Regions from separate parts of the Homo sapiens genome. Here region 2 is linked to region 1. The links are chromatin loops, found by intact Hi-C in ENCODE. Cell type or tissue: endothelial cell of umbilical vein. All regions are shown on one strand. Links, peaks and the distances in the headings refer to the core of each region. The heading gives the core; the rest is flanking DNA.

Region 1 (10,544 bases), core at 1,534-9,533:
CCAGGGCAGCACAGCAAGACCCCATCTCTATAAAAAATTTAAACATTAGCTGGGCATGGTGGTGAGCCCTTGTAATTTCAGCTACTCAAGAGGCGAAGGCGCAAAGATAGCTTGAGCCTAGGAGTTTGAGGCTGCAATGAGCTATGCACACGCCGCTGCACTCCAGCCTGGGCAACAGAGTGAGACCCTGCCTCAAAAAAAAAAAAAAATTCAAACAGCACAGAACTAGTATATGATGTGAACATCTTAGGCCATTATTGGGCACCGAAGAGGCTTTGGGTTGCATTTCTTCACTCATCAGCATGGGTAAATCATTGCAGAGCTTGAGTGTGGACACCACCAGGGGAAACAAGGTTGGGAGTAGCAAGGAATATGGGAAACAGAGACAGTGAATGGGACCTGATAGTGAATAGAGCCGGCTCAGCCGGCCTCCCGGCCTGACAGTGAATAGGCTGGCTCAGTTGGCCTCTGGGCCTGACACAGTCTATGTGTCTTAATTTTTTTCAGTAGCCCCAGTGTTCAGAGCTTGCTGGCTGTGATGTCACACTTTCCTTGATGATGGGATTGCAGTCATCCTCGCGCCTACCTGCCTGGCTGCAGGAAGCTCTATTCACTTCTAGGCTGTTCTCCCCAGGGCCACTTCCTTGTCTGCAAATCCATGTGAGCCAGCCCTTGTGCTCTGATTCCAGACTTCACCTCCTGGATTCCTGCAGGCTACCTCTGCTGCTTCCCAGACCTTTCCCTCCCATCCCTCTCGGGGTGAGCTCTGACCAGGCAGTAACTTTCAGCAGGACACCGCTGCACGCTTTGGAATCACAGAAGGCAATGACACCACAGAATGTAACACTGGATGCCAGACGCGCCTGCCTGTGAGTCCCAAGGCCTGAGTCTCTTTGGAGAGTCGGTTCCCCACTGGTGCCTCTGTGCATGCCATGGCCGGCCACATGTGGGACGATACAGATGACACGTGTGTCACACCAAGGCAGGATCAGAAGAATGTTTGAGATTTCAGAAAAAAAATTCAAGAAGTCATTATGGGAAGACCAGAACTTTGAGGGGTCAGAGTTGTTGGCGCTTAACCTCTTAAATTTTAGTTTACGATATTAAAAACTTAGAGGGCGGGTGAAGTGGCTCATGCCTATAATCCCACACTTTGGGAGGCTGAGGCAGGCGGATCACTTGAGGCCAGGATTTCAAGACCAGCCTGGCCAACATGGCGAAACCCCGTCTCTACTAAAAATACAAAAAATTCGCCAGGCGTGGTGGCGCACATCTGTAGTCTCAGGAGGTGAGGCACGAGAATCACCTGTGGGAGGCAGAGGTTGCAGTGAGCCAAGATCGCGCCACTGCACTCCAGCCTGGGTGCCAGAGTCAAGATTCTGTCTCAAAAAACAAAAACTTAGAGATTCCTTGTTTCTCTTTTAAAAAGTCAGATGGTGTCGTGACAGTGTGCATTGGCACCAGGTGTCTGGCGCTGGGCAGGGCTGTCTTTTCGGGCAGATGTGCTCTTTTGAGCTCACCAAGGCCCCTCCACGCCCCACAACCTGGATGATGACACCATCTCATTTTTTAGGCTTCATATTAAGGGCATTGGGTGTTCCCAATTAGCAGGTTGCGCTGGTGGCCAAAAGTATTTCTCAATCACGTAGAGTTTTTCTGGGACCTTCCTTGTTCATGGCTGAGTAAAAACAGGCCCTACCATCTAATCATTTAGACTCTCCTTTTGTGCCCTTTCTGCCCCAGGGTCTTGGAATGTGAAATTCCTTGAACAGCCATAAAAACCATAAAGTTGAAACTTTTCAATATCAATAGAACAATCAGAAAGGTGCCTTTTCTGGGTCTGTTTTAGAGTTGACTCAAAAACACAAATTCTAATCCCGCAGAGAACTGCTTGTGTTGAAATATTTACAGAAGGTCAGGGGTTTCTCCTCCCGCCTGGAGCAGAGAAGTGAAGCTGTGGGCCGTGGTTGAGCGAGGCTGGCCTCTCAAGCCTTGTTTATTCTGGAAATAACTTTGGAAAATGCCTCATATGGTTCCCCAGAGGCCTGGAGGTGGGCCTGTACAGTTCACGACAAACGAAAACAAACCATTCCTCTGCAATGTTTAGCAGAATTTATTAAAAAGATCTTTTTTAGAACTTCTAGACAGAGCTGATGGACTAGAAATGAACTTGCAAGTGTGAGGAAGTCACTCCACGGAGTGACACACACGCAAAATAAATAAATAAATAAATAAATAAATAAATATATAGTTCACCCAACTTTGTAACTGATTTAGATGGTGGAAATTTTGTAAAGTCCACCGCAGCACAGCAGTTTGAAAGAGACACTTGTTTGTTTTCATCAATCCCCAGAATGAAATCATTCCCCGAGGACCGGGTTAGCTGCTTCCTTCCCGGCATGGCCCTGCCTCTTTAAACTCATTCCCGGGGGGGACGAGACTGTTGCCTGATGCAGCAGGGGCAGCCAGCAGAAGCACTCCTGGCTGCTGGATGAAGAAACCTTTACATCCCAGGATCCCCCTCTGAGATCAATGAACAGATGGGTTTTCACAACAAGCTCTGTCTCAAGGCAAGCCTTATGTACGTTACCGACCGTGGCCGTGATGTCCAGCCTGCAGCATCTTTTTTTTTTTTTTTTTTTTTTTTCTGAGACGGAGTCTTGCTCTGTCACCCAGGCTGGAGTGCAGTGGCGCGATCTCGGCTCACTGCAACCTCCACCTGCCGGGTTCAAGCGATTCTCCAACCTCAGCCTCCTGAGTAGCTGGGACTACAGGCACCCGCCACCATGCCCGGCTAATTTTTTGAATTTTTAGTAGAGACAGGTTTGCACCATGTTGGCCAGGATGGTCTTGATCTCCTGACCTTGTGATCCACCTGCCTCAGCCTCCCAAAGTGCTGGGATTACAGGCATGAGCCACCCGCCTGGCTGCATCTTTTGCATTCCTAGACACCTGACTCATGGAGCATTTATGAGGGCCTGGTTGCCTCTGAGGGTCTCATGCTTTTTGTCAGCCTCTCTCTCTGCCATTACTCTGATAAATCTCCCCCCTCTGCCGCTCTGTTCTCCTGAAGGGACCAGTTCTAGGACCTGGTGTAGGGTCTGTGGGACCCAAAGTTCACCAATGAGTTCTTCCTTGAGATTTTTTAAGCAGGACCTCGGAGAGAAAATCCACGTTCCTCCACACTCTTGGAATTTTTAGGGCGTGGGCCTGGCGGCTGTTGATAGACAGGGCTCCTGCGGAGGAAAGCCTCTAAGAAGCCTCAAACCCCAGCAGTCCAGCTGAGACCATTGTGTTGTCCCAGTGTGTGACAGTGAGGGGACACTCAGGACACACAGAGTCGTGGTGGAGCGAAGCTTCTGGGCCCGCACCCTCCTCATGTGAACACTATGTCTGCCTTTCCTGCAGTGTGCTCACCTGGGCCTGCACGGAGCTCTTCTCGCCTAAGCTGGTTTGAATTCAGTTGGCATCACTTACAATGAAAAGGGTCTTAAAGATAAATATGCACATCAGTGAAATGCTCCTTTATGGTCTAAAAAAGAAGGTCAAACTTTCATGTTGATAAGAATTATTTGAAATTTGAGGCCGGGTGCGGTGGCTCACAGCTGTAATCTCAGCACTTTGGGAGGCCGAGGCGGGTGGCTCACCTGAAGTCAGGAGTTCAAGACCAGCCTTGCCAACCTGGGGAAACCCCATCTCCACTAAAAAATATAAAAATTAGCCGGGCATGGTGGCACATGCCTGTAATCCCAGCTACTCAGGAGGCTGAGGCAGGAGAATCGCTTGAACCCAGGTGCTGGAGGTTGTGGTGAGCCAAGATTGCGTCACTGCACTCCAGCTTGGGCAACAGAGCGAGCCTCTGTCTCAAAAAAAAAAAAAAGAAAGAAAAGAAATTTGAATGTGTACATCTAGCCAATGATGGGAAAAATCTAAAAAAAATTAAATACAAAGTGCACATCTTTGGTCTGGCTGCAGATTTATTCATTGCAGCTTTTAAAAAGTTTACATTCTTTTCCAAGTATAAAACCCTTTTTAAAAAAATGTTGTAACGATATTATTGTGACAAGTGTTGGCATTTATTGAGTGTTTACTATGTGCCAGGCACTACTTTATATTTGCATTGGCTCTTTTCATCCTCACAGAAACCTGTGAGTCCCTACTGTTATCTCCCTCTTTTTGTAGATGTGGAGACTGAGGCACAGAAAGGAAAGGTTAAACGGTTTCTCCCGAGTTACACGGCTAGTAAGTGGCAGAGGTGGGACTTGAACCCAAGTGCCTCTGCAAAGTTCAGGGACTGGGCTTTGAATATAGAAATATTTAGTAAGTATTGAAAACCATTAAATTTATTTCACTATGACAATCTTATTTATGACCGAATTATCCATTTTTAATTTTTATTTGTTTATTTTTGAGATGGAGTCTCACTCGGTTGCCCAGGCTGGAGTGCAGTGGCACGATCTCAGTTCACTGCAACCTCTGCCTCCCAGGTTCAAGCAATTCTCCTGCCTCAGCCTCTCGGGTAGCTGGGACTACAGGCAAGCACCACCAGACCCAGGCAATTTTTGTATTTTTAGTAGAGATGGGGTTTCACCATGTTGGCCAGGCTGGTCTTGAACTCCTAACCTCAAGTGATCTGTCCACTTCAGCCTCCCAAAGTGCTGGGATTACAGGTGTCAGCCACCGCGCCTGGCCCATTTTTAATTTTTAAAAAATGTTTTTTACTGTCGAGTAGGGGTTCAGGACAGACTGCCCCCAAATATGCCACTTTGGAATGTTGGTGATTTTGAGCAGAAAGCACTGGAAAACAGTAAATGCAGAGACATGGTTTCCCTGAACTCCTCTCATCTGCCCAAAGGCAGAGCCTCCAAAAGGACATCAGTTGTCCTAAGTCCCCTCCCCAGGAGTCAGCAAGGGCTGCCTTAACATCCGGACAAACTGCCACAAACCCTCGTATCTCCCATCTAGTCTTCTAAAGGCCCATTTTTCTTTCCTAAAAATCATTTCCTCTCCTCACGGTAGCCCACATCTCCTCTCCCTTTTCTCTGTTAAGATGGCATCACTTTTTTGTGATATTGTTTTTTTCTTCCTATGATGGCCCCTGTGCACATATTAAAAATTAATAAATTTGTTTACCCTTTTTCCTGTTAAATCTGTGTATTGTCAGTGTATTTCCTAGACCCAGCTATCGAACCTAGATGGTAAAGTCTTTCTTCCCCTGACTCTATTTCAAAGCAATAAAAAAGTTTAAAATGCCCCAAAAGACATAGTTTACTCTATGATTGGATTATTAGAAGACGTTAGCCCAGGGAGGTTCTACTCTGTTTTTCAGGGGTGGAGCTGGTACTAGAATTCACAGCCTGGTTTTCATCCCAGCTGGGCCATTCCACAAATGGAACTTTAAACAAATACTTCTCCTCGAAGTAGAAGCTGGGTTGGGGTCTGGTCTTGAAGGATGGATCTGAAATGGCGGAGGAGAGCCTGGCGAAGCCCTCCGGCCTCCTTCCCAACGGGTCCCAGCTTTTTGCCACTTCCCTACCTTGTATTTGGCTACTAAGGAATCTAATCTGTCCAGTTTTTTATCTTGGTCATCCATAGTGTTCTATAGATCACATAGAAAGATGGTTACAATGTTCAGCACCTCTTGCTAAACATCCTGTCCTGGAGGCACATGGAGAAGGTTGACAAAGCCTCATTCCTCTGAAACATTTCATGCAACGGATTTGGTTGAAACCCCAGATTGTGATCTGGAGTCTTTAGCAACTGTGCTCATTTCCTACCTTGAGCATTTCATTTTTGAGCAACTAGAATAACAACTGGTCTTTTTTAGTCTTGACCAAAGGGGGATAAGGGAACCAAAAATCCTTTGCTCCTCGTTTCCTGTTAGATTGTGAAACAAAAAGGTAAACATTTAACGGAATGTGGCAGCTCAGAACAATTACCCCTATTGTGGCATGAACACTGATTTCTATTCCTTTTTACACAAACTCCTTCCGGTAGAGAAGCTGAACAAAAGAACGTGCCAGCCCAGCCCGTGGGCTCCTCAGGCCGATCAGATCGGGAAGTGAGAAACGCCGGCAGAGATTTGCTCTGGGAAAGTTTGTAGACATTTTCAAAGTCAAGGGTGAAGTGTCCTTGGTTTACTTAGAATCGTTTTCTTTAAAGGAAATCACTGTCACAACTTCAGAAGCCCCGACATGCCTGTGTAGTTATGAGAAGGGATGAAGGCTTCGCATAGCTTCATAACCTTGTTATTAAGAGTCTGGAACTCAGTGACTGGCTGGGTGCTTGACCCTTTGTTCAGTAGCCTTGGCAAGTGCTCTCATTTTCTTCCTTTTTAGGTTTCCCCACTGCGAGCCCTTCGAGAACAATGTCATGTTGATCGATGGCAGTGACTCACACCAGATCTTTCCATGCCTCCTCTGCAAGGACTCAAGAGAGTCGAGAGCAAAACCGTGCCATAGTTCCATAAGGAGGGCAAAGAGCTTTATCCACGCTGAGGAACAGGCGGATCATGCGGCTACAGCACTGGTCTTTACCTTTTAACTGCTTGATTCGAAACATTCCAGCCAGGAACAGTGGCTCACACCTGTAATCCCAGCACTTTGTGGGGCCAAGGCAGGTGGATTGCTCGAGCTCAGGAGTTCGAAACCAGCCTGGGCAACCTGGCAAAACCTCATCTCTACAAAAAAATACAAAAATTAGCCAGGCCTGGTGTGTGTGCCTGTGGTTCCAGCCACTCGGCAGGCTGCGGCCAGAGGATCACTTGAGCCCAGGAAGTGGAGGCTGCAGTGAGCTGAGATCGTGCCGCCACACTCCAGCCTGGGTGACAGAGCCAGACATTGTCTCTAAAAAAAAAAAAAAAAGAAAAGAAAAGAAAGAAAAAAGAGAAATAGTCCAAGACTAGGGAGAAAACCTTCTTTGGGGTCAGTGTGAACCATTCTTTCATTTGTTCAGCAAATGCTTACTGAGGAGCTACTGTGTCCCTGAAATTGCCTCCACCTCCAAGAAGACAGTGGTGAGCAAGTCAGACAATACCTCTAATCTCATGGTATTTATAAGTAAATGGGCCGTTAAAATTACCAGATCAGAAGTGCTGTGTTCAGCAAATAGAGGCTCATGGGAAACTCCTAAGAAGGGCTTCTGAGCTGGACTTGGGGGTCAGGAAAGGCAGAATGAGGGGGCTGACTCATCCAGACTGGGGCGGGGTTGCCGGGGGTGCCTCCCACTTACTATCTGTCTCCTTCTAGACTGACTTCTCTGTCATCATGAATACACCCCTTTAAGACATACATTTAAGAGAAAATAAGAGGATGCCTTATTTATTTAAAGGTTTGTTACAGTTTTACTAACAACCACATACCTAAAGGAAAGTCGCAAGTAGAGCTCAAAAACTTTTTTCTCTGGGGCAGTGAAGAGTCAGTTGCCAGCCAGAAGGCCCACTGAGCCTGAGCACTTCAGGGTGTGCTTCCTACAGATAAGGACATCCTCCTGCATAACAGGAAAGGGGTCCTGATCCAGACCCCAAGAGAGGGTTCTTGGATCTCGCACAAGAAAGAATTCCGGGTGAGTCTGTAAAGCGAAAGCCAGTTTATTAAGTAAAGGAGTAAAAGAATGGCTATTCCATAGACAGAGCAGCCCTGAGGGCTGCTGATTGCCCAGTTTTATGGCTGTTTCTTGATGATATGCTAAACAAGGGGTGGATTACTCATGCCTCCCCCTTTTAGACCGTAGAGGGCAAGTCCTGATGTTGCCATGGCGTTTGTAAACTGTCATGGAGCTGGTGGGAGTGAAGCAGTGAGGATGACCAGAGGTCACTCTCGGCACCATCTTGGTTTTTGGTGGGTTTTAGCCAGCTTCTTTACTGCAACCTGTTTTTTCAGCAATATCTTTATGACCTGTATCTTGTGCCGACCTCCTATCTCATCCTGTAAATTAGAATGCCATTACCATCTGGGAATGCAGCCCAGTAGGTCTCAGCCTTATTTTACTCAGCTCCTATTTAAGATGGAGTCGCTCTGGTTCGAACGGCTCTGATATAACTGCTGCTCAGCCATTGACGTCGGGAAGGTAGCACAGGCTCATTGCCACCACTGAACCCTCAGACCCCACCCAAGTGTTGCCAGTTGTTCCAATAATGTCCTTTATGGTGAAAGGACCAGATCCATGGTCACATATTGCATTGAATTGTCACGTCTTCTTCTTTAGTCTTCCCTCGACCTACATGACCTTGCCATTTTTGGAGATAATAGTTTAACAGTCCAGTGGGTTCACCTTGCCCGCTGCCTAGACAGAGCTGGTTGATCATGACAGGGGAGTTGCAATGGACAATGGAGAAAGCGTAATTCACACAGAGTCGACTGTGTGGGAGACCAGAGTTTTGTTAATACTCAAATCAGTCTCCCTGAGCATTTGGCGATTAAAGTTTTTAAAGATAATTTGGTGGGTAGGGGCTTGGGAAGTGGAGAGTGCAATGGAGATGGAATCACAGGGGGTCGAAGTGAGTTTTTCTTGCTGTTTTCTGTTCTTGGGTGGGATGGCAGAACTGGTTGAGCCAGATTACTGGTCTGGGTGGTGGTAGCTGGTCCACTGAGTGCAGGGTTTGCAAAATATCTCAAGCACTGATCTTAGGTCTTACAATAGTGATGTTATTGCCAGGAGCAATTTGGGGAGGTTCAGACTCTTGGAGTCAGAGGCTGCATGACCCCTAAACTGTAATTTCTTGTTTTGTTTGTTTGTTTTGTTATTGTTGTTTGGTTTTTTTTGAGACGGAGTTTCACTCTTGTTGCCCAGGCTGGAGTGCAATGGCATGATCTCAGCTCACCGCAACCTCCACCTCCCAGGTTCAAGCAATTCTCCTGCCTCAGCCTCCCAAGTAACTGAGATTACAGGCATGTGCCACCACGCCCGGCTAATTTTGTATTTTTAGTAGAGATGGGGTTTCTCCATGTTGGTCAGGCTGGTCTTGAACTCCTGACCTCAGGTGATCTGCCTGCCTTGGCCTCCCAACGTGCTGGGATTACAGGCATGAGCCACTGCGCCTGGCCAGTAATTTCTAATCTTGTAGCTAATTTGTTAGTCCTGCAAAGGCTGAGTGGTCCCAGGCAAGAAGGGGGTCTTTTTGGGAAAGGGGTTTTATCAATTTTGTTTCAGAGTCCAACCACGAATTGAATTCCTTCCCAAAGTTAGTTTGGCCTATGCCCAGGGATGAACAAGGACAGCTTAAAGGTTAGAAGCAAGATGGAGTTGGTTAGATCTGATTTCTTCCAGTGTCATAATTTCCTGAGTTATAATTTTGCAAAGGTGGTTTCAATAGGACACTTGCTTTGTAGCCTGCACTTTGGTTTTCATTTCTCTGATGTGCCCTCACGGTTAGGGCCAAGTGATGCATCTTTAGTGGGAATAGCTCAGGAGTAGTGCGGTCTTCTTATTGTATTATAACACATGCGGTGGCATTTGTTGGCTCAGCTTCTACACTGTAAAGTTGCTCTTTTTGCCTCTTAATGAATATGTATCTTGAGGGAGATACTAAAAAAAATCCCTTTCCTCATCAAATTCTGCATGTGTTCAGTATGGATTCATGGCTTTCTATTTTATCCACTAGGTTATAATCTGTTGCCATCTTTATTTTAATACTCAAATTCTCCCATATTCAGTGACCACCTCAAGCTGACTTCTGTATCCTTTTGACACATCTCAGTCATTCTTTGAGCACTTCCTTTTTTGCTGAGATGGGTACATGTTCTAGGCCCACCCTGTGCTTCCCCTGTCTAGTCTGGAATCAGCCGTTTCTCAAAGGAGCTTTTGGTGGAGAATGGTGTTTAGAAACCAAGATCTGGATAGCAGGTGTGCTCGCTGTGATTGGGCTATTGCTGCTCCCAATCCTCTAGATAGCCAGAACAACAACATAAAAACATGTATGTTTGGCTGGGCACGGTGGCCGATGCCTGTAATCCCAGCACTTTGGGAGGTTGAGGTGGGTGGATCACCTCAGGTCAGTTTGAGACCAGGCTGACCAACATGGTGAAACCTTGTCTCTACTAAAAATACAAAAAAATCAGCAGGGTGTGGTGGTGCATGCCTGTAATCCCAGCTACTTGGGAGGCTGAGGCAAGAGAATCGCTTGAACCCGGGAGGTGGAGGTTGCAGTGAGCCAAGATCATGCCACTGCACTCCAGCCTGGGCGACAGAGTGAGACTCTGTCCCCGAAAAAAAAAAGAAAAGTATGTTTATTTCTGTATGTTTTTACTCACACCAAAATACCTTCAATTCCAGCCCAGTACCACAGGACTTATTCTAGTTTTCTCTCTTTTCATATTTGTATCTCCTTTCTCTGACAGTGAGACCATGGCTCCCATTATTCTAAGTATACTGACTTATTTGACTAATCCCCTGTAGATGATCAGTCTCTCCTGCCTTCTCCCCCACCACATGTGGACACCCTCCTCACCCTGCCTGGCCCTGACACCCCGTGCTGGGTCTTCAACATGCACAGAGGCCCTCCTGACCCCACTCGGGCTCTGATCTTCCACACCAGACCACCCCTT
Region 2 (9,067 bases), core at 1,068-9,067, 62 kb after region 1:
ATATAAAGAAAATCATATCATCTACAAATAACAACTGTCTTGTTTCTTCCTTTCTAATCTTTATGTTTTGAATTTATTTTTCTTATTATTATCTTGAATGCCAGTACATTTTGGGAACAGCAGCTATATAGTAGTATTCTTGTCTTGCATCCTAATCTTACAGGGAAACTTCAGATGTTTTAAAATTTATATTGTTGGCCAGGCGCAGTGGCTTACACCTGTAATCCCAGCACTTTGGGAGGCTGAGGCGAGCAGATCACCTGAGAGTCAGGAGTTGGAGACCAACCTGGCCAACATGGTGAAACCCCGTCTCTACTAAAAATACAAAATTAGCTGGGCGTGGTGGCTAACACCTGTAATCCCAGGTACTCGGGAAGCTGAGACAGGAGAATCTCCTGAATCTGGTAGGTGGAGGTCACGGTGAGCCAAGATCGCACTGCTGCACTCCAGCTTGGGCAAAAAGAGTGAAACTCCATCTCAAAAAATAAATAAATAAATAATAAATTAATTAATCAATTAAAAGTTATATTGTTGTTTGTGTATATTCTCTTTATCTGGTTAAAGTTTTCTTTTAGTCTACTAAAGTTTTTTGTGGGTTTTTTAATTAAAATGAGTAGGAAATTTTATCAACACTTTTTCTGCATCCATTGAGATTATTAAATCTGTTGATTTATTGAATTTATTGACTTCTCAATCTATTGCTCCAGTGAATGACTGCCCAGAGTTACTTAAATTCAAGATTAAGGGCAGGCACAGTCCTCCAGACTACCACGTCAGCCCAAGACTTCTGACATCATCATTTCAGGGGTCCCAGGGCCATTCTCAGACCAACCAGCTACAAATTCTGGGGTCTGAACTCCCTCACGTTCACTAGAATGATGCATAAAACTCAGGAAAGTGCTGTACTTACTATTAGAGTTTTGTTATAGCAAAAAGATAGAAACAGAACCAGCTCACAGAAGAGATGCAAAGGGAAGAATCTGGAATTGGGAGGTTTTCAAACAGAAAGCTTTTGTGTCCTCAGGAATGCAATCCCCTCTTTGCATCAATGTGTGACAACATGCAGGGCATTGCCAACCCAGGACACCCACCTAAACTTTGGTATCCAGCATTTTGATTGAGGCTTCATTATATAGCCATGAATGATTGAATTACTGCTCATGTGGTTGATCTCAATCTTCAACAATGTACACACCCCCTCTCCCTCTCCCTGCCAAGATCTGGCTGATTTCAGTGGCCCAAAGTCCTAATCCTCTAATCATATGATTGGCCTTTCTGGCATGGTCAGCCTCCACCCTGAATCATTTCATTAGCACGAACTATATGGTGCCATCCAAAGGGTCCACTATAAGTCACCTCATTAGCATAAACTACCAGGTGTGGCCAAAAAAGCCCACCATGAGTAACAAAAACACTCTTATTACTCAGGAAATTTCAAGGGTTTAGAGGTTACCTCCCAGGTGGTGAGACAAAGACCAGACCTATCTTTGAGTATAGTTAATTCTTCATGACATATACAGATTTTAGGATATCGATCCATCCTTGCATTCCAGGAATAATATGACATTATCTTTTTAAAACATGGCTAGATCTATTTTGCTAATAGTTAAAAGGACTTTGCACCTATGTTTGTGAATGAGCTTGGCTTATGATTTTTCTCTTATTGATCTTCCCTGGTTTTTAAATTAAAATTATACTGAACTCATAGAATGAGCTGGAGGGTGTTCTCTTTCTTTCTGTGTGCTGGAAGACTTTTTGTTAGATTGAAATATTTGTCTCATGGAAGTTTTGAGGAATTCACCTGTAAAACCCTCAGAGCCTGTGTGTTTTGTTGTGGCAAGATTTTTAATATTATTTCAATTTCTTTAATAATTGTAGGACTATTCAAGCTTTCTATCTCTTCTTGAGTCAGCATGATTATATTTTTCTAGAAATTTGTCTATTTCATCTAATTTTCAAATATATCAGCATAAAACTGTTTATTCCTTTATTTTTAAAATCTCTGCTGTATTTGTAGTTAAAAACCTTCTGCTGAGTTTGTAGTTAAATATTTGTGCCTTTTTTTTTTGATCAATATAGCACCAGAGATAGGTCTATTTTATTAGTCTTTTCAAAGGGCCAGCATATGGCTTTGTTGATTCTATCTACTGTATGGTATTATTCTCCCTATTAATTACCTGCTCTTTTTTTATTACCTTCTCCCTTTCCTTTATTTGGATTTATGTTTTTCCCCCATTACTTTGTTAGTTGAAGTTAACTTACTACTTTTCAGACTGTATTCTTTGCAAATATATGTATTTAAAACTATGCATTATAGCTTTCACTATAATATGCTAGTTCTAAATAATATTTTAAAAATTATTGTTCTGAGTATTTCTAGATTTGTATGATTTGAGCCATGATTTAGAATTCTGTTTTTAAATTTCAATACACAAGAACTTCATAATTTATCTTTTTTGCTATTGACTTCTACTTAATCACATTTTGTTTAAAAAATGTGATGGATGTGATACTAATTTTTTGAAATTTGTTGAGATGTGCTTTATGACCTCAGATCTGATTAATTTTTGTAACCATTCCATGTGTCCTTAAGAAGAATGGGCCGGGCACAGTGGCTCATGATTATAATCCCAGGACTTTGGGAGGCCGAGACAGGCAGATCACGAGGTCAGGAGATCGAGACCATCCTGGCTAACATGGTGAAACCCCGTCTCTACTAAAAATACAAAAATTAGCCAGGCATGGTGGCGGGCATGTGTAATCCTAGCTACTCGGAAGGCTGAGGCAGGAGAATCACTGGAACACGGGAGGCGGAGGTTGCAGTGAGCCGAGATTGTGCCACGGCACTCCAGCCTGGGCGACAGAGCGAAACTCCATCTCAAAAAAAAAAAAAAAGAAGAATGGATATTCTCTAATGATTGCTTTTAGAGTTTTACATATGTTCATTACATCAAAGTAGTTAATCAAATTTTTCAAATATATTTATTTATTCTTTTTTTTTTTTTTTGAGATGGAGTCTTGCTCTTGTCATCCAGGCTGGAGTGCAATGGCATGATCTAAGCCTTCTGAGTAGCCAGGATTACAGGTGCCTGCCACTATACTCGGCTAATTTTTTTGTATTTTTAGTAGAGATGGGGTTTCACCTTATTGGCCAGGCTGGTCTTGAACTCCTGACCTCTGGTGATCCACCCGCCTCAGCCTCCCGAAGTGCTGGGATTACAGGCATGAGCCACTGTGCCCGGCCTATTTATTGATTCTTTTTTGCTGCTTGACCTACTGATTATTGAGAAAAAAAATTGGTGGATTTGTCCATTTCTATTACTTTTTTTTTTTTTTTTTAAGACAGATTCTCACTCTGTTGCCCAGGCTGGAGTGCAGTGGCACGATCTCGGCTCACCGCAGCCTCCACCTCCTGGTGAGGTGAAAGTTTGCCAGCTGGAACCTTCCAGCAATTCTCCTGCCTCAGCCTCCCAGGTAGCTGGGATTACAGGCATGCACCACCACACTTGGCTAATTTTTGCATTTTTAGTAGAGGTGGGGTTTCACCATGTTGGCCAGGCTGGTCTCGAACTCCTGACCTCAGGTGATCTGCCAGCCTCAGCCTCCCAAAGTGCTAGTATTACAGGTGTGAGCCACCGTGCCCGACCTCTATTACTTTTTTATGTATATGGTGTGAGACATTTTTATTAGGTGCATATACATTTAGAATTATTATGTCTTCTTGGTGACACGAAAATTTCATTTTCATATAGGAACCTTTTCTGTCTTAGAGTCCTTGTGTGTGTGTCATACTGATGTAGTTATGCCAGTTCTCTTTTGTTTAATATATTTTTGGTGTCTTTTCCCCACCTTTTGCTTTCAACTTTTCCATGTCCTTTTGCTTTAGATGGCTCCCTAACAGGGTTTATCCAAGGATGATAATGTCTGCTTTTTAACTCAATGAGTTTGACCCATTTATATTTTGGGGGACGATGAATACTGTGATACGTAAGTTTCCAACATCTCACTGTAGGGGATACTGGAAAGTATGAGCGTCAAGATCATGTATCTTTTCCAGGAATCAAAGCACGTAGTGTGGCAATTCAGATATGTTGGTTGCCTTGACTCTTCTTCAACAGAATTAACAGTTTTGGATCTTGAGAAAATGTTATTTTCTGGCTAAGTATAGGGGTAAAATGAAATCTTTGGGAAATTAGTGAATTCTCATGATTTCTCAAAGCTTTTCTTGGGTAACTCCAAGAGGCAGCCTGGTGGAGTGAAAGCATGGACTCCAGTGCCCCATTCTCTAGCTGCGTGATTTGGAGTAAATTCCTTATCTCAGTGACTCTGTGTCTCCATCTTGAAATTGAGAATAATCACACCGGCCTGAGATTTTTTTACCATGTGAATGGAAGCACGTGGCACATAGCAGGGACTGAATGAATGTGCCCATGTCCGCTCTCCCTCCTCTTTCTAGGGCTGCGGCCTTGGTGATGTCAAGAACATTTTGTAAATATTACAAGTAAGATAAGGCATTGTGACTATTACTCGTTAAAATCACTTTGTTTCCTGACTTAGGTGATTCACTGCAACCCAGAGAAAGTTTTGTGTTGTGTTCTGGCTGGCGAAACTTCTGCAAACAACGAATGCTTCTTTTCATCAGCCTATTCTGCGTTGGTTGGTAGGATGTCAGTCTATAACCACATCAATTTCAGGTAATAACAAGTGTGTGAGCTTTCTGAAGCTTTTTGTTTACTTATTTGTTTTAGGGTTGTTCAAGTGTGACTCATGTAGTAGCACTGCATTCTTGAGAATTCACAGAGATCGAAACACAGATATGAAACAGGGCCAGAAAGAATAAGGCGTTCCCAATATATGAGAGTAAAAAAAAAGCACAAGAAAGCGAAAGCATTCAATGTCTGCATCCTGTATAGATGAGAAACTTAGCAGTATCCTCTTTTCTTTTTGGACCAATCATATGCTGATAAAACAGGGTCTCGCTGCTTTCCCCCCATTTTTAACATCTTCAAACATTCTGAGAGCCTACGGGAATAGAGGCAAACAGGTTTGATGTGACTGGTCATTTGGCCAAAGGTATTTTACTCTGCGCTCAGCATTTTGTTTCGTTCATGCTCTCTAGCAGTTTGGAATCTAAAAAGGAAAGATTAGATAGAGGAAGTGTGAAAATGCATACGCAATGTGGGAAACCAGGCCATGAACTTGAGTTTTTAAATGCATGGTATAAGGCCGGGCTCAGTGGCTCACGCCTGTAATCCCAGTACTTTGGGAGGCCGAGGTGGGCGGATCACCTGAGGTCAGGAGTTCGAGACCAGCCTGTCCAACATGGTGAAACCCCGTCTCTACTAAAAATACAAAAATTAGCCGGGCATGGTGGCAGGCGCCTGTAATCCCAGCTACTCGTGAGGCTGAGACAGGAGAATCGCTTGAACCTGGGAGGCAGAGGTTGCAGTGAGCCGAGATCGTGCCATTGCACTCCAGCTTGGGGGACAAGAGCAAGACTTCGTCTCAAATAAATAAATAAATAAGTGCATGGTATGGTTTGGCTAAGTTGGAAACCATGGGATAATCTGGAATGGTTTATTAGAGAGGCTAATGGTGGGGAGGTAGGTACCCAGAACCTTGGGCTAGAGATGACTGACCCTTTCTGGCTGTGTGATCTTGGGCAAACTGCTTCACTTCTCTGTGCCTCAATGTCCTCCATCATGAAGAGAGAATATAGGGTGCCTTCATTGTAGGGTAGTTGTAAGGATGAAAGGAGTTGGTATATATAAAGTACCTATCTCAGTCTAGGGCTTCTCAGCCAGCATGCAGGGTATATGGGCTTCAAATGGATGAAAAAGGTGCTGATCCCAGGTACCTGGCTGTGAGCATCCTCATCTGCTTACCCCAGAGGAGTGTCTCCCCCAAAACATTGCATTTTCTTTTCTTTTCTTTTTTTTTTTTTTGAGACAGAGTTTCCCTCTTGTCTCCCAGGCTGGAGTGCAATGTACAATCTTGGCTCACTGCAACCTCCATCTCCCAGGTTCAAGTGATTCTCCTGCCTCAGCCTCCCAAGTAGCGGGGATTACAGGTGTCCACCACCATGCCTGGCTAATTTTTTGTATTTTTAGTAGAGATGGGGTTTTGCCATGTTGTCCAGGCTGGTCTCAAGCTCCTGACCTCAGGTGATCTACCTGCCTCAGCCTCCCAAAGTGCTAGGATTACAGGTGTGAGCCATCACGCCCAGCCAAACACTGCATTTTCTATGAAGGCCATGATATGACAGAGCTCGGAGGGCACTACCAGGCCCGATTCTCTGGGCCTGAGGGTGCGGCTGTCTCGGCAGTCGACTGTATTGATGTGGCAAGACAAGGTCCTTGTTAAGAGTTTGAATTTGGGCTTTAGACTTCAGAGGTTTTCGAGCTTTTACTGACTCTGTTGGCAGCACAAGTATTCAACACTGTGAGCACAACTAAGACCAAAAGCAACTGAAGTGATTTGTGCCTCTCCTAATATCAACAGTTAAAATACAATTTGAATTAAACATGTGAAAGATTCTTCTGTGTAAAATTTGTACTAGGGGCTAAGTTCCTACGCCCTTTGTCCATCTCTCAGCTAGAGTAAAAAGCTGCCACACCTTGAGATGGGTGATTTTGTGGAGTGGCTGACTTTGTGCTGCCCTGCCTGTCATATGACAAGTGGCTCTAGGGGTTTGGACTGAATGTGCTTGGTGGAATGAGTAAGCAGAATATTGGTCAGCACGGAAGGTGAGATGGGCACACCAGGGCTCCTGATGCTGATCTTTGTACTTTTGTGTATGTTTGACAATTTCCATAATTAAAAGTTTTTTTAAAATGTGCTTGGATAATTAAAAGACTCGTATATAAAATAAAGCATGATATCCAATCATGATTAACTCTATTATTTATATTCTTATGAAAATTTCTGGCCAGACATGGTGGCTCACAACTGAAATCCCAGCACTGTAGGAGGCTGAGACAGGAAGATCACTTGAGGCCAAGAGTTCGAGACCAGCCTGGGCAATATAGTGAGACCTTGCCTTAGTCCATTCTCACACTGCTAATAAAGAGATACCTGAGACTGGGTAATTTATAAAGGAAAGGGGTTTAATTGACTCACAGTTCAGCATGGCTGAGGAGGCCTCAGGAAACTTGCAATCATGGTGGAAGGGGAAGCAAACACGTCCTTCTTCACGTGGCAGCAGCAAGGAGAAGTGCCGAGCAAAGAGGGAAAAGCCCCTTATAAAACCATCAGCTCTCGTGAGAACTCACTCACTATCATGAGAACAGCAGCGTCAGGGTAACCACCCCCATCATTAAATTACCTCCAACTGGTCCCTTCCACAGCACTTGGGGATTATGGGAACTAGCATTCAAGATGAGATTTGGGTGGGGACACAGCCAAATCATATCAGACCTCATTTCTATAGCATAAAAATAGGAAATTCACCAGGGGCGGTAGTTCATGGCTGTAGTCCCAGCTACTCCAGAGGACGAGGCAGGAGGATCGCGTGAGCACAGGAGGTCAAGGCTGCAGTGAGCTATGATCACCCACTGCACATTAGCCTGAGCAACAGAGCAAGATCCAGTCTCAAAAAAAAAAAAAAAAAGCAATAAGTCATGAGTTAAGTTTCACGGGTAGCTAGTTAATACCAATTAAAAATAGCAGCATTGGACATTTACATACTTGTACTTACATAAGATAGGTACAAGGCAAATATTATCTCATAGAATTCTCACCACAACCCAATGATATAGGTGCTTTATCACCCCCACTTTATGGATGAGGAGACTGAGGCACAAAGAGTAACCCGTCCAAGGCCACATAGCCAGTAAGTGACAGAACCGGGATTCAAACCCAGGCCAACCCGCTCCCATGGTCCATGCTCTTAGACTAGATAGGGCTGTACCACAGTTTAGCTTTGCCCCTAGTATTTGGCCAAAATTTGGTCTTCGGCTTTGGTGGTGGGAAGGGAGCCAGGTGCCGACCTCAGCACCGTTTTTGGCTTCTTTGAACTTGTGTGTACTGAAGTTTGCTGAAGCCACCGCCGTAGTCAGCTTAATGTCAGGATCATAAATAAGAATACAATTAGGATATTGTGTTAATAATAGGTATATTCTCTTTCAAAATATAGGCAAGTATTTTAGACGCTGCTTGAAGAAAATATATTCTGTGTGCCCTTACCTTAAAATTCCGCCAGTCAGGGCTAGGCACGGTGGCTGATACCAGCCTGGGCAACATCGTGAGACTCCATCTCTACTAAAACAATTTTTTATAGCTGGACATGGTGGTGCGTGCCCGTAGTCCCAGCCACTTGAGAGGCTGAGCTGGGAGGATCGCCTGGGCCCAGGGGGTTCAGGCTGCAGTGAGCCATGATCGTGCCACTGCACTCTGACCTGGGTGACAAAGTGAGACCTTGTCTCTCAAAAAATAAAACATAAAACATACAAATTCTGTCAGTCAGCTGAAGAAATAGGTAATTATAATTGTGAGAAAAAAATGCTGCTGTAACTGATGACAGTGAAAGATGTTAATTTTATGTGCAAAAACAATTATTAAAACATTCAAAAGGTAAATTAACAGAGAATATGAATAGTGAGAGTGTATTAGCTAGATAACTTTAAGGACATTATGCCAACAAAGGTTCATAAAAATGTAAATAATTGATAAGGCAGGATAAGAGAAATTAGATTATATCATAATTCCAATTGTGGAATCGTTTAAGTGATTTATATTTATAACATTAAAACCTTTAAGAACTATATTGAATTTATAGTTAAATCCATTTAGGTTATCTGTCTTTCAAGTAAATGTCCTGTTTGAGAAGTCTTCATGTCTTGTAGGATGAATTAAAAGCAGAATATCAACATTTCACGAAGAGGACCAGCCTCAGCGGCTCACACCTATAATCCCGGCACTTAGGGAGGCCAAGGCAGGCAGATCACTTGAGCTCAGGAATTTGAGACAAGCCTGGGCAATATGGCAAAACTCCATGTCTACAAAAAATAAAAAAATTAGCCAGGAGTGGTGGCGTGCACCTGTAGGTAGTCCCAGCTATTCGGGAGGT

What was found. Hi-C counts contacts between places; a loop is a spot of excess contacts. Peaks named below come from ENCODE experiments on the same cell type or tissue, not always from the same donor. Only the 100,000 strongest peaks of a DNase experiment are listed, where the experiment ranks them.
Region 2: a loop joins it to region 1, with 9 times the contacts of the local background. A loop is called at or near these places in 10 of 110 quality-filtered maps.

The regions. Positions count from the first base shown.
Region 1 is chr1:8,115,136-8,125,679 of GRCh38, forward strand. ERRFI1-DT (ERRFI1 divergent transcript) reads left to right here. Exons shown (of 3, transcript NR_185980.1): 3 at 6,339-10,544. Among named protein-coding and RNA genes, the nearest start is that of LINC01714, 88 kb to the right of the region's middle. RefSeq lists enhancers at 459-959, 5,972-6,281. In endothelial cell of umbilical vein, for the core only: no CTCF peak of the experiment used is centred there; DNase peaks (open chromatin) are centred at 5,956, 6,346, 7,226, 7,466 and 3 weaker places; H3K27ac peaks cover 4,942 bases.
Region 2 is chr1:8,177,815-8,186,881 of GRCh38, forward strand. No RefSeq gene overlaps it. Among named protein-coding and RNA genes, the nearest start is that of LINC01714, 26 kb to the right of the region's middle. In endothelial cell of umbilical vein, for the core only: no CTCF peak of the experiment used is centred there; DNase peaks (open chromatin) are centred at 4,497 and 4,787; H3K27ac peaks cover 2,179 bases.